Linked DNA regions of Homo sapiens: region 2 is linked to region 1. The links are chromatin contacts, found by Hi-C or POLR2A ChIA-PET in ENCODE. All regions are on one chromosome and are shown on one strand. Each heading gives the region's core, a stretch centred on a gene start or an enhancer-like site at or near the end of the contact. The rest is flanking DNA. Distances are from core to core; before and after follow the strand shown. Region 1 has its middle 69 kb from the start of SPRY4-IT1. Region 2 holds the start of SPRY4-IT1 (SPRY4 intronic transcript 1).

What was found. Hi-C counts contacts between places; a loop is a spot of excess contacts on that map. ChIA-PET counts read pairs that join two places held with the same protein, here RNA polymerase II (POLR2A). Pooled maps may share reads with other maps.
Region 2: a loop to region 1 is called in a map of endothelial cell of umbilical vein, with 4 times the contacts of the local background. The contact joins the promoter of SPRY4-IT1 here to the enhancer-like site in region 1. A Hi-C loop is called at or near these places in 7 of 168 maps with a recorded cell type or tissue (aorta, ascending aorta, astrocyte of the cerebellum and 4 more) and 3 of 50 pooled maps. POLR2A ChIA-PET finds 5 or more read pairs at or near these places in 10 of 52 experiments (BJ, GM12878, H1 and 6 more).

The regions. Positions count from the first base shown.
Region 1 is chr5:142,246,746-142,251,598 of GRCh38, reverse strand. No RefSeq gene overlaps it. Among named protein-coding and RNA genes, the nearest start is that of SPRY4-IT1, 69 kb to the left of the region's middle. RefSeq lists an enhancer at 4,375-4,853. Within about 2 kb of position 2,353, at least 10 of the 41 ENCODE cell types and tissues checked have a DNase peak (open chromatin) inside an H3K27ac peak, as active enhancers do; they include ascending aorta, where a contact is called at or near this core.
Region 2 is chr5:142,316,842-142,321,567 of GRCh38, reverse strand. It overlaps SPRY4-IT1 (SPRY4 intronic transcript 1), which reads left to right and starts at 3,246. Exons shown (of 1, transcript NR_131221.1): 1 at 3,246-3,948. All of the region lies in intron 1 of SPRY4 (sprouty RTK signaling antagonist 4), which reads left to right. RefSeq lists an enhancer at 1,232-1,976.

The sequences.
Region 1 (4,853 bases), core at 1,104-3,603:
TTGCCAAGCCCTGATGTAGTACCTTGGGTTGCTAGGAACAGAGGCCCACCCAGGTTAGCTCTGTTTGTGGTCAGAACGTAACAGGAAATGTGCTAGATGCCAAGGGCATGAGCTACAGAAAAATCAGGCCTTGGCCAGGCGTGGTGGCTCACGCCTGTAATCCCAGCACTTTCAGAGGCTGAGGTGGGTGAATCACCTGAGGTCAGGAGTTCGAGACCAGCCTGACCAATATGGTGAAACCCCGACTCTACTAAAAATACAAAATTCGGCCAACGCGGTGGCTCATGCCTGTAATCCCAGCACTTTGGGAGCCCAAGGCAGGCGGATCACAAAGTCAGGAGATCGAGACCATCCTGGCTAACACAGTGAAACCTCGTCTCTACTAAAAATGCGAAAAATTAGCCGGATGTGGTGGCGGGCGCCTGTAGTCCCAGCTACTTGGGAGGTTGAGGCAGGAGAATTGCTTGAATCCAGGAGGCGGAGCTTGCAGTGAGCCGAGATCGAGCCACTGCACTCCAGCCTGGGTGACAGAGTGAGACTCCATCTCAAAATAAATAAATAAATAAAATAAAATAAATAAAAAATATAAAATTAGCCGGGCATGGTGGCACATGCCTGTAATTCTAGCTACTCAGGAGGCTGAGGCAGGAGAATTGCTTGAACCTAGGAGGTGGAGGTTGCAGTGAGCCGAGATCGTGCCATTGCACTCCAGCCTGGGCAACAAGAGCGAAACTCCATCTGGAAAAAAAAAGAAAAAGAAAAATCAGGCCTCAAGAAAGCTAAATCCCACAGGTTTTCCTTGTGGGATTTCTGTTTCTCTCTCTTTCTTCTCTGCTCTTTTTCCACTGCCAACCTTCCTCCACTTACTTTGTCTGTCCTCAGCTTGCACCAAGCTCCTCAGGACTACCCAGGCCCCATCTACATCATGCAATTCCCCAAATGGCCTTTCAGCTTTGGTTTCCATTGCTAATGGCCCCAGCCTCTGAGTTTCCCAATTCTAAACTCCCAGGGGAGGAATTTGATTGGCCCAGATCATCTTTTCAAGTCTATGGGCCTTGGAGATTCTTAGCTAGCCTGTGGCTGCCCCCTCCTCTCAGTCAGGGCTCTGTCCCCCTGCCATCAATATCAGTGACCATGGAGCATTGTCCCATGGAGCAGAAGGTGTTGTCCACTTAGCAGGGGTGGCAGGCATAGAGCCCTCATTTAGAAGGGAGTGCAGCAGGGCAGGAACACTTAGCTAACTCAACTTGTGAAAGACCTGGTCATTTATCAAAATCAAAGGTCATTCTTCTAGCTTGCTTATTCACAACATTGACTGAAAAGTGAAAGTCTGAATTATCAACATGCCCACTATGAGAGGTGGTACAGAGTCCTCCTGAAGTTTGCAGATGGGTATAAGGTCAGCAGAGGGAGAGAAGAGCCAGATCAACTGCCATCAATTGGTGGGATTTCAGACATTAGAGCCTTCTCCTCTCTAAACTGGCAGGAGAAGAAGGGGCAGGAGGAAACCTAGCCTGGCAGAACTTGTTCTGGTTCCGCCACAAACAAACCGGTGATGAATGCGTTACTTTCCTTCCTCCCACCTCACCCCAGGCCTCAGTTTCCCCACTGATTGAAAGCTTAGAGCCTTCCCAGTGATGATCAAACTGTGCCCTGCAGCACCAGCACTTGGAGGGCTTGTGACAACACATGCTGCTGGTTCCTACCCCTGGAGTTTCTGGCCCAGCAGGTCTGGGTTGGGGCCTGAGAATCTGCATTTCTAACAAGTTCCCAGGACTTGCTGATGCAGAGGACCCAAGCCCACACTTGGAGGGCCCCTGGTCTAAATCATCGCTAAGGCTCCTTCCAGCCATGGCACCCTGGTTCTAGTCTGCTCCTGGGGTTAGGTTTGGTGAGATTCCTGGTCAGTGTGGAGCACTGGGATTGTGTGCCAGGGAAACCTCTTGCTTGTGTTAAGAGGCCTTTCCTGAGCTGAGTAGAGATCTGATTGTGCCCCCCCCCCCCCCGCCACTACCACCTTTTTTTGCCTCTCACCACCACAAGGACCATTTTACCAGAGAGTCCTGGGCTCCAGAAATACCCAGCCGCCTTCCCAGTCTGCTGGAAAATGTTGACTTTCTGTTTCCCTCCTTGGCCAAATTTTGTGGGCAGCGTGGCTCCCCGACACGTAGGCCGCACAATTGGCTCTCACAACTCACTTCCTCAAAGGTGATCCCATGTCGTTCTGCTGTCCATGATAAACAGCTCCAGACTGGGCAGCCCAAACCCAGGGGAAAGCCAGCCTGCTGTGGATCTGGAAAGTTCCCCACAGGCAGAGAGATGGCAGCTGTTTCTCTGGCCCAGGCTGAGGCCAAGCCACAAGCTGGGAGGACAACTTGGAGCTCAGGCGTCCAACCAGGGCTGCAAATTGCCCCTGCAGGGCCCGGCCGAGTCTGAAGGAGCCAGAGGAGGCGGAACTCTGAGTGACGGCTGAGTGGGGAGACACCCTTCATCATCTTGCTAAGTCACTAAGAGGTTTCTGAAACAGGTGGCTCAAATTTCCTTGAAAACCCAGAATAATCCCCCATTTGAAGTGTGCGCGAATCTTGTTGTCACCACCTAGTATTAATGGGCAGGCACCGCAGAAGGGAAAAGGGGTTTTCGGCTGCATTTTTGCACACTGACTTGCCTGACAAGCTCAATAAAAGCTTAAACAAATATTAAAAAACACACAGAGAGTCAGGCTGGTTTAAATTAACTTCCCAAGCACTTCACCTACTGTAGGAAGAAATTATAACAAAATGTCAGAGCAAAAATAAACCGCGCATGGAAATAAAAATAAAACATGAAATGCCCTCTTACAACTAACTGTTCAGTACGATTTAGTTCATAACAACATATCATTGTACATGAAGTTTTCATAGTCCTAAAGTGTATTTGGGCATTAGGAATGTTGACTTTGAAAATTTCATATTTTACACGTTGGGAATCTGTCCCTTTCCCAGAAGTCTTATAGATGTAAACCACTTTAAAACCAAACCAAAAAAAAATTCTCTGTTAACTCTGAAATAATTCTTCCACATAGAATATGCTACTTGACTTATGACCCCAAATTCCATTTCTCTTAGGTGTTCGCATCCTTAGCCTGCTGCGTAGGCTCCACAAAGACCCTGCTCCTCAGTCTTGGAGAAGAAGGAAAGCGTTTGGGGTTGAGATATGACAGGTTCAACTCTGGCCATCTTGAAATCTCACCCAGAGGTGGAGTTTGTGAAGGGGAAAGATCCTTTGTAATCCTTGAGCTGTGGCTTGTTAAATCCTCCAACCTCAGTGCTTATACTGAGCTGGATATACAGGTGCTTCTTGATTTACAATGCAGTTATCTGCCGATAAACCCACTGTAAGTTGAAAATGTCGTAAGTGGAAAACCCATTTAACACACCAACCTTACCAAATATCATAGCTTAGCCTAGCCTACCTTCAACACTTACAGTGCTCAGAACACTTACATTAGCCTACAGTTGGGTGAAATCATCTCACACAAAGCCTATTTTATAACAAAGTGTTGAATACCTCATGCAACTTATTGACTACTGTACTGAAAGTGAAAAACAGAATGGTTGTATGGGTACTCGAAGTACAGTTTCTACTGAATGCGTGACACTTCTGCGTCACCGTAAACTAAAAAAAATCATAAGTTCAACCATCATAAGTCGGGGAGTATGTGCCCTGAAAGATTAAAGGAGAGGGATGCTTGGAGATCTCTTTCCAGGATAGAATTAAGAGACAGAAGGAAAGCAGGGGAAGGACAGAGAAAGGAAAGGAAAGGAGAAGGTAGGAAGGGAGGGAAGAGGAAGAAATTTCAGAAAGGAGGGGAGAAAAGAGGGGAAAGAGAAAGAAGAGAAAATTTAAAAAGCAAGGAAGAGGCCTGGCGCGGTGGCTCACGCCTGTAATCCAGTACTTCGGGAGGCCGAAGCGAGCTGATCACTTGAGGTCAGAAGTTTGAGACCAGCCTGGTCAACGTGGCAAAACCCTATCTCTATTAAAAATACAAAAATTAGCTGGGCATGGTGGCACACGCCTGTATTCCCAGCTATTCGGGAAGTTGAGACAGGAGAATCTCTTGAACCAGAGAGGTGGAAGTTGCAGTGACCTGAGATTGCGCCACTACACTCCAGCCTGGGCAACAGAGTGAGACTCTGTCCACCACCCCACACCCACCCCCGAAAAAAATTAAGGAAGAAAAGATGGAAGGAAGGAGGGAGAAAGGCAGGCAACTGGGCATTTCCTGCCCAGTTCATTCATCTTGTAAAAGTTCTTTCACAGGCTGGTAACTCCTACTTGGTTTGTTAAGCCAAGCTGATACACCCTGGCTTTCTAGCCAGGCAGAGTGTGGGGGCTGAGAAAGACTTTGTGGGCCTACGTGTCCCTTCTTCCCCTGCCAGATTTCTGTCACACCTCAAAGGTGATTTTCTTTTCTTTTTCTTTTTTTTTAAAGACGGAGTCTCGCTCTGTCGCCCAGGCTGGAGTGCAGCGGTGCAGTCTCAGCTCACTGCAGGTTCAAATGATTCTCCTGCCTCAGCCTCCCAGGTAGCTGGGATTACAGGCACATGCCCAACTAATTTTTGTATTTTTAGTAGAGACAGGGTTTCACCATCTTGGCCAGGCTGATCTTGAACTCCTGAACTTGTGATCCGCCTGCCTCAGCCTCCCAAAGTGCTGGGATTACAGGAGTGAGCCACCACGCCTGGCCTCAAAGGTGATTTTCTGGGCAAGAGTTTTCTGGCAGGGACTGGGTGGCGCAGCCTGGTAGGGTCTTCCGTGTCTGCCTCCCAGCCAGAGTTTCCATGGGAGACCCTTACTGGCCTCAGAAAAGC
Region 2 (4,726 bases), core at 1,997-4,496, 69 kb before region 1:
GAGTTTTTAAGGAAGGGAAATGGCTAGAGTGGAGAAGGTTCTATCTCAGGGCCGACCTTATCTCCCTGAAAGGAGAAAGCAGTGACTCATTAGAATATGTTTTTGCTCTTTCAAAAGAGCCAGGGGTAGGTGAACAACTTTCAGAAAGCTGTATTGTCCCTTCCAGACCAAGCCAGGGGCTAGAACAGAGCAGATGTGTGACTAGGCAAACCTGCTAAGCATGGCCTTAGCTTCCCCATCTGCACAGTAGAGAAAATAAACTCTTCCCAAGGGGACAGAGGCCAGCAGAGCTGCTAGTGAGCGGCCAGGACTAGGGCCATGCTCATGGTTATTATTGGGCTCCTAGGAGGAGGGCCTAGTTTTAAGGGTGCCCCTTTCCTGCACAGGAGGTGTGGGGTGTTGCGTGATGTAAGAGGGAGGGTATTCTTGGCTCTCGGGGTCTGGGGCCACCCTGCAGATCCGGACAGCTGACAAGGCTGGGGAATGTATCCGGGACATGTGGCTGGGCTTAAGAGGCTCCACAGTTCAGCTGTGATCATGATTGTTCTTTCCAAGGACAGGCCCCAGTCAGTGAAGGAAGCAAGGGCACAGGGGAGGGAGCACAGATGTGCTGGATCTGGCGGAGAAGGGAAGGGGCCCTTCGGGGCAGGTGGCCACTTGCAGAAGAGTGGTTTCCCTTGTCAGTAGTCTTTTTTTGGTTGGGGGAAGGGGAAGTCATTTCCTGCTCCTGTCCCAGGAGTAAGCTAAAATCTATTATTGTAAGTTCATTTCTTGGTGGAGGGTAAGAAGACAAATAATAAGATCTTAGTGTCTGTGGGAGGAAGCCCTGCCCTAGGAGTCTAGGGTTCTGGTCCCACCCAGACCTGGACTTGGCCAGTAGTTCCCAAACTATGCCAGTGGTTAACAGGCTCCTTCTGACTCCTTCTTTACTGACTCTTGGCTTCTAATCCTTCTTTATGGGAATCTGAGCAGACAATTAAGGCGGTAATACAGTGAAGCAGAAACTCGAAGCTGATTAAATAGCCCAAAGCCCAAAGTCCAGCAAGATTCCCACCCTTCCGTGTGCTGGGGCTTTGGAGCTCAGCTGATTGGCTGTGAAAGAGAGAAGAGAAGAGGGTTGGGAATCGGTAATGTGGTGGGATGAAGTGATGAAAAACAACCGTTTTTTTTTTGTGATCTCTGACAGATTGTGGCCAGAGGTGAGCTTCTTAGTGCTGGTGCTGGGGGTAGGGAGGTGGGGGAAGGAAGAAAGATTCATAGACAAATCCAGCTGCCCAAATGCTTTATTCTTCCACTGGGGCCATTCTCAGCAGAGATTGTCTTTCTTTGCAGGGTATAGGGAGGGGCAAGTCCTCTGCTTCCCTCAGCATCCCTCCCCCTCTTTTTAAAGTCCTTTTAAAGCAATAAGTCATTATTTGGTTGTAGCTTAATTAGCTAAACTGGAATAGTGTCACAAAGAACCAAGCAATAGTGGTGGGCAGGCTCTCTGGCAGCCTAGAGACCTTTATTCTGAGTTGTTTAAAGGGTTAAACAGCCTTCACTGAAAGAACCCGCTGAGACTGAATGGGGCAGTGCTTAAACTACCCATTCATTCACAGCCTCTTGCCAGTTTGTCATTAGCTGACCTGTAGCTTTCAAAGTACAACTGTCAGGTTTTCCCAATATTTCCCAACTCACCTCCCTAGGGTAAGTCAAGGGGAGGGTGTGGGTGGGTGGGATTAGGCATCCTGCTCAATTGTGCGGACATTTAACATGCCTCTTGATTCTTTTCAGCCAGCCTGTATTGAGCGGTTTGCAGCCTGATGCTCAGCCCCCTCCCCACAGGTACAAATGCAGTGAGTGTCAGACTGGCTGGTTCTGGGCTCCCAGACCCGCCAAGCAGCAAATACAGTGTTGCGCGTGTTCTGGGGATTTTGATATCCTGCTGATTCAGTATTCTAGGACTCTCTGTGCCCTGGCTCCCTCCCTTCCTCACAGACCTGGGCCAGGGACCCCATCAATGAAGGTACCCTAGGGACCCTTAAGTTCAACTTGATAGGTGGGGAGGAGTAGAGATTCCTTTCCACCCCAGGGTTTCCTTTTGGGGACTGGTTTGTAATAAACTCCTACAAGTGAAATCCATTCAACTATAAGAAAACTAAAAATGAAACCACTTTTAAGACGGGGGATGGCATGTAACACTGAACTGGAGTGAAGAGCACTTGAACTCTGAGCCTTCCTTGAATGAGAGAGATTACAAACCCCCACAGCCTTCACTCTCCACATTGAAAATTCCCCTCCCTGGGGTTCAGGCTGATGTAAGCCCCATCTGGCTTTCCTTCCCTGTTGGTTGCATTGCAGAGCCCCAGGATGTTCTAATGATGTTCCGTGAGGGCTGGAGGAGTCCATGGTTGTGAAAGTGATGGCACTTTCATGCCTTTCCATAAATTCCCAGAGGTTATGGAGGGCTTTTGTAAGTCAGGGCTGAGAGGTTAATATTTCAGCCTCTGAAGCCTCTGCTGTCTTGGTTCAAATCCTGCTCTGGTCACTTGCTAGCTCTATGACCCTTTGTGCTTCCATTTCCTCCTCTGTAAAATGGGTTCTCTCTTGAAGTATGGTGAGGATTAAATGACTTGATTTATGGTGAGAAAATAAATCACTGAGGGCTTAGCACGGAGCCTGGCACCAAGAAATGTTTCGTAAATATTAGCCGCTTCCATAATTATTATTTATTATTATTAGAAGGTTGAGTGGAGGTAAAAGTCCCTTCCCTCTTGCCAGTTCGTAAGAGTACCACCTAAACTTGATAGAGGTGCTTCTTTGGCTAAGTGGAGTGCTGGGTTTGTTTCTCTGTCCAGTGTCTTCCAAATTGGCCATCAGTCTCTTCCAAACTGCTTAAATGAGGCAAAACCTCCTCTCTCTTATTTATATTATAAATCTCTTACTACCTTGCAGGGGAAGCAGGGAGCACATATTAAATTGCACTTAAGATTGTCAGCATTGCTCAGAGTGGAGGGTGGGTGTTTCTCAGTGAGTAGAGATTGATCTACCAAATCAACTGAGAGTTGTTTTTTCTTTTTCTTTCTTTCTTTTTTTTTTTCTTGAGACTCAGTCTTGCTCTGTCACTCAGGCTAGAGTGCAGTGGTGCGATATTGGCTCACAGCAACCTCCGCCTCCTGGGTTCAAGTGACTCTCCTGCCTCAGCCTCCCAAGTAACTGGGATTACAGGCACCTGCCACCATGCCTGGCTAATTTTTGTATTTTTAGTAGAGATGGGGGTTTCATCCTGTTGGTCAGGCTGGTCTTGAACTCCTGACCTCAAGTGATCTGCCTACCTTGGCCTCCCAAAAGGCTGAGATTACAGGCATGAGCCACTGCGCCAGGCCTTCTTTCTTTTCTTTTTTTCTTTCTTTTTTTTTTTGAGACATCATTTAGCTGTGCTGAGGGGTTCTTAAATAGGCAGCTCAGAAAATTGTTTTCCTTTGTCAGCCACATAAATTCAGCAGAGGCTCTTGGAGGGTCCCTGCTGGTGAGGGGTGAGGCCAGCAGTGGAACTCTGATTTGGTTTTTGCTGAGCTGGTGGTTGAAAGGAATCCTACTACATCGGGGTTATAATAGGGAAGATACATTTTAGAATATGCCCAGTGGAGCCATCGGATGCTGCATCGTCCCCAGAGAGCCAAGTCATCGTGGGCCAAGCTCCCATCCCCATGTCTGGCCTCAACTGCAGGCCCAGATGTTGACAGCTGCCTCTGGAGGGTTATGGGAGCCTGTGAATGCCAACATCCCCATTGCCTGCAGCGGCTGCTCCCATCCTGGCTTCCTGGTGGGACTTTTCCATGAATTGGGGAATCTGCTTTCTGATTCCAAGGCCTATTAAAATTTCTGAGCATTGCCCATTTCTTTTGCTTTATCTGTAGGACATGGGCTGTTTTTAAAGAACCTCACAAATGAAAAAAAAAAAAAAAAGTGAATCTGCTTAAGGAAAGGGAGTCTTTTACTTTCTTCCACAGCATGACCAGACCCAATCCTGGTCCTGAGAGACAAAACCCAACTATATGGGGCAATAGAAGCTTCAAACTGCTGCCTACATTGTGTTGGCAGGACCCTGAATATTCCTGACATCGGTTTCTGGAACAAGGGACTCATGTTATCATTGTCCGGGGGTGAGGGTTCTGGCTGGTGCTGGAGAATCTTATCCGTGGCATTTTTAATTCTTAGGCCAAGCCACACCCTTTCCTCCAGGCAGCGTCCTCAGTGCTGGACCTTGGGCTCCTAACCCTGGCCTCTTGCCCCAAACTCATTTATTCTAGAAGCAAGGCTTTGGAACACCTATTGAGAATAAGTGGGCAGGCTGAGGTAGCATTCCCTGGAATTCCTACGTTGTCATCAGCCTGATCCTTGGAAAAACTCCTCTCCATAGATGCTTACTTGCATTCCCTCTCTCCAGCCCTGACCACAGGATCTCCAGGGGAGGCTGCTTTGGCAAGTGGCTACTCTTTGGTGGCAGACCTGCCAGACACTTAAGGTAAACTCTGCCACAAGGAAATCGCCAATTCAAAGGTGATGCTATGGTTTCATCCGAAGAGAACATGGGGGCAGGCACTGCCACTAGGTAGGCTTTCTCCAAGACAGGAAAAACAAGGCGTGTAAAGAAATACCAGCATCCTTTTAAGTAGGCAGGGCCATGGGAGCAAAGCCAATAGTTGATGCCCTGCGTGAATGGGAAATATCAGTTGACTGAGCA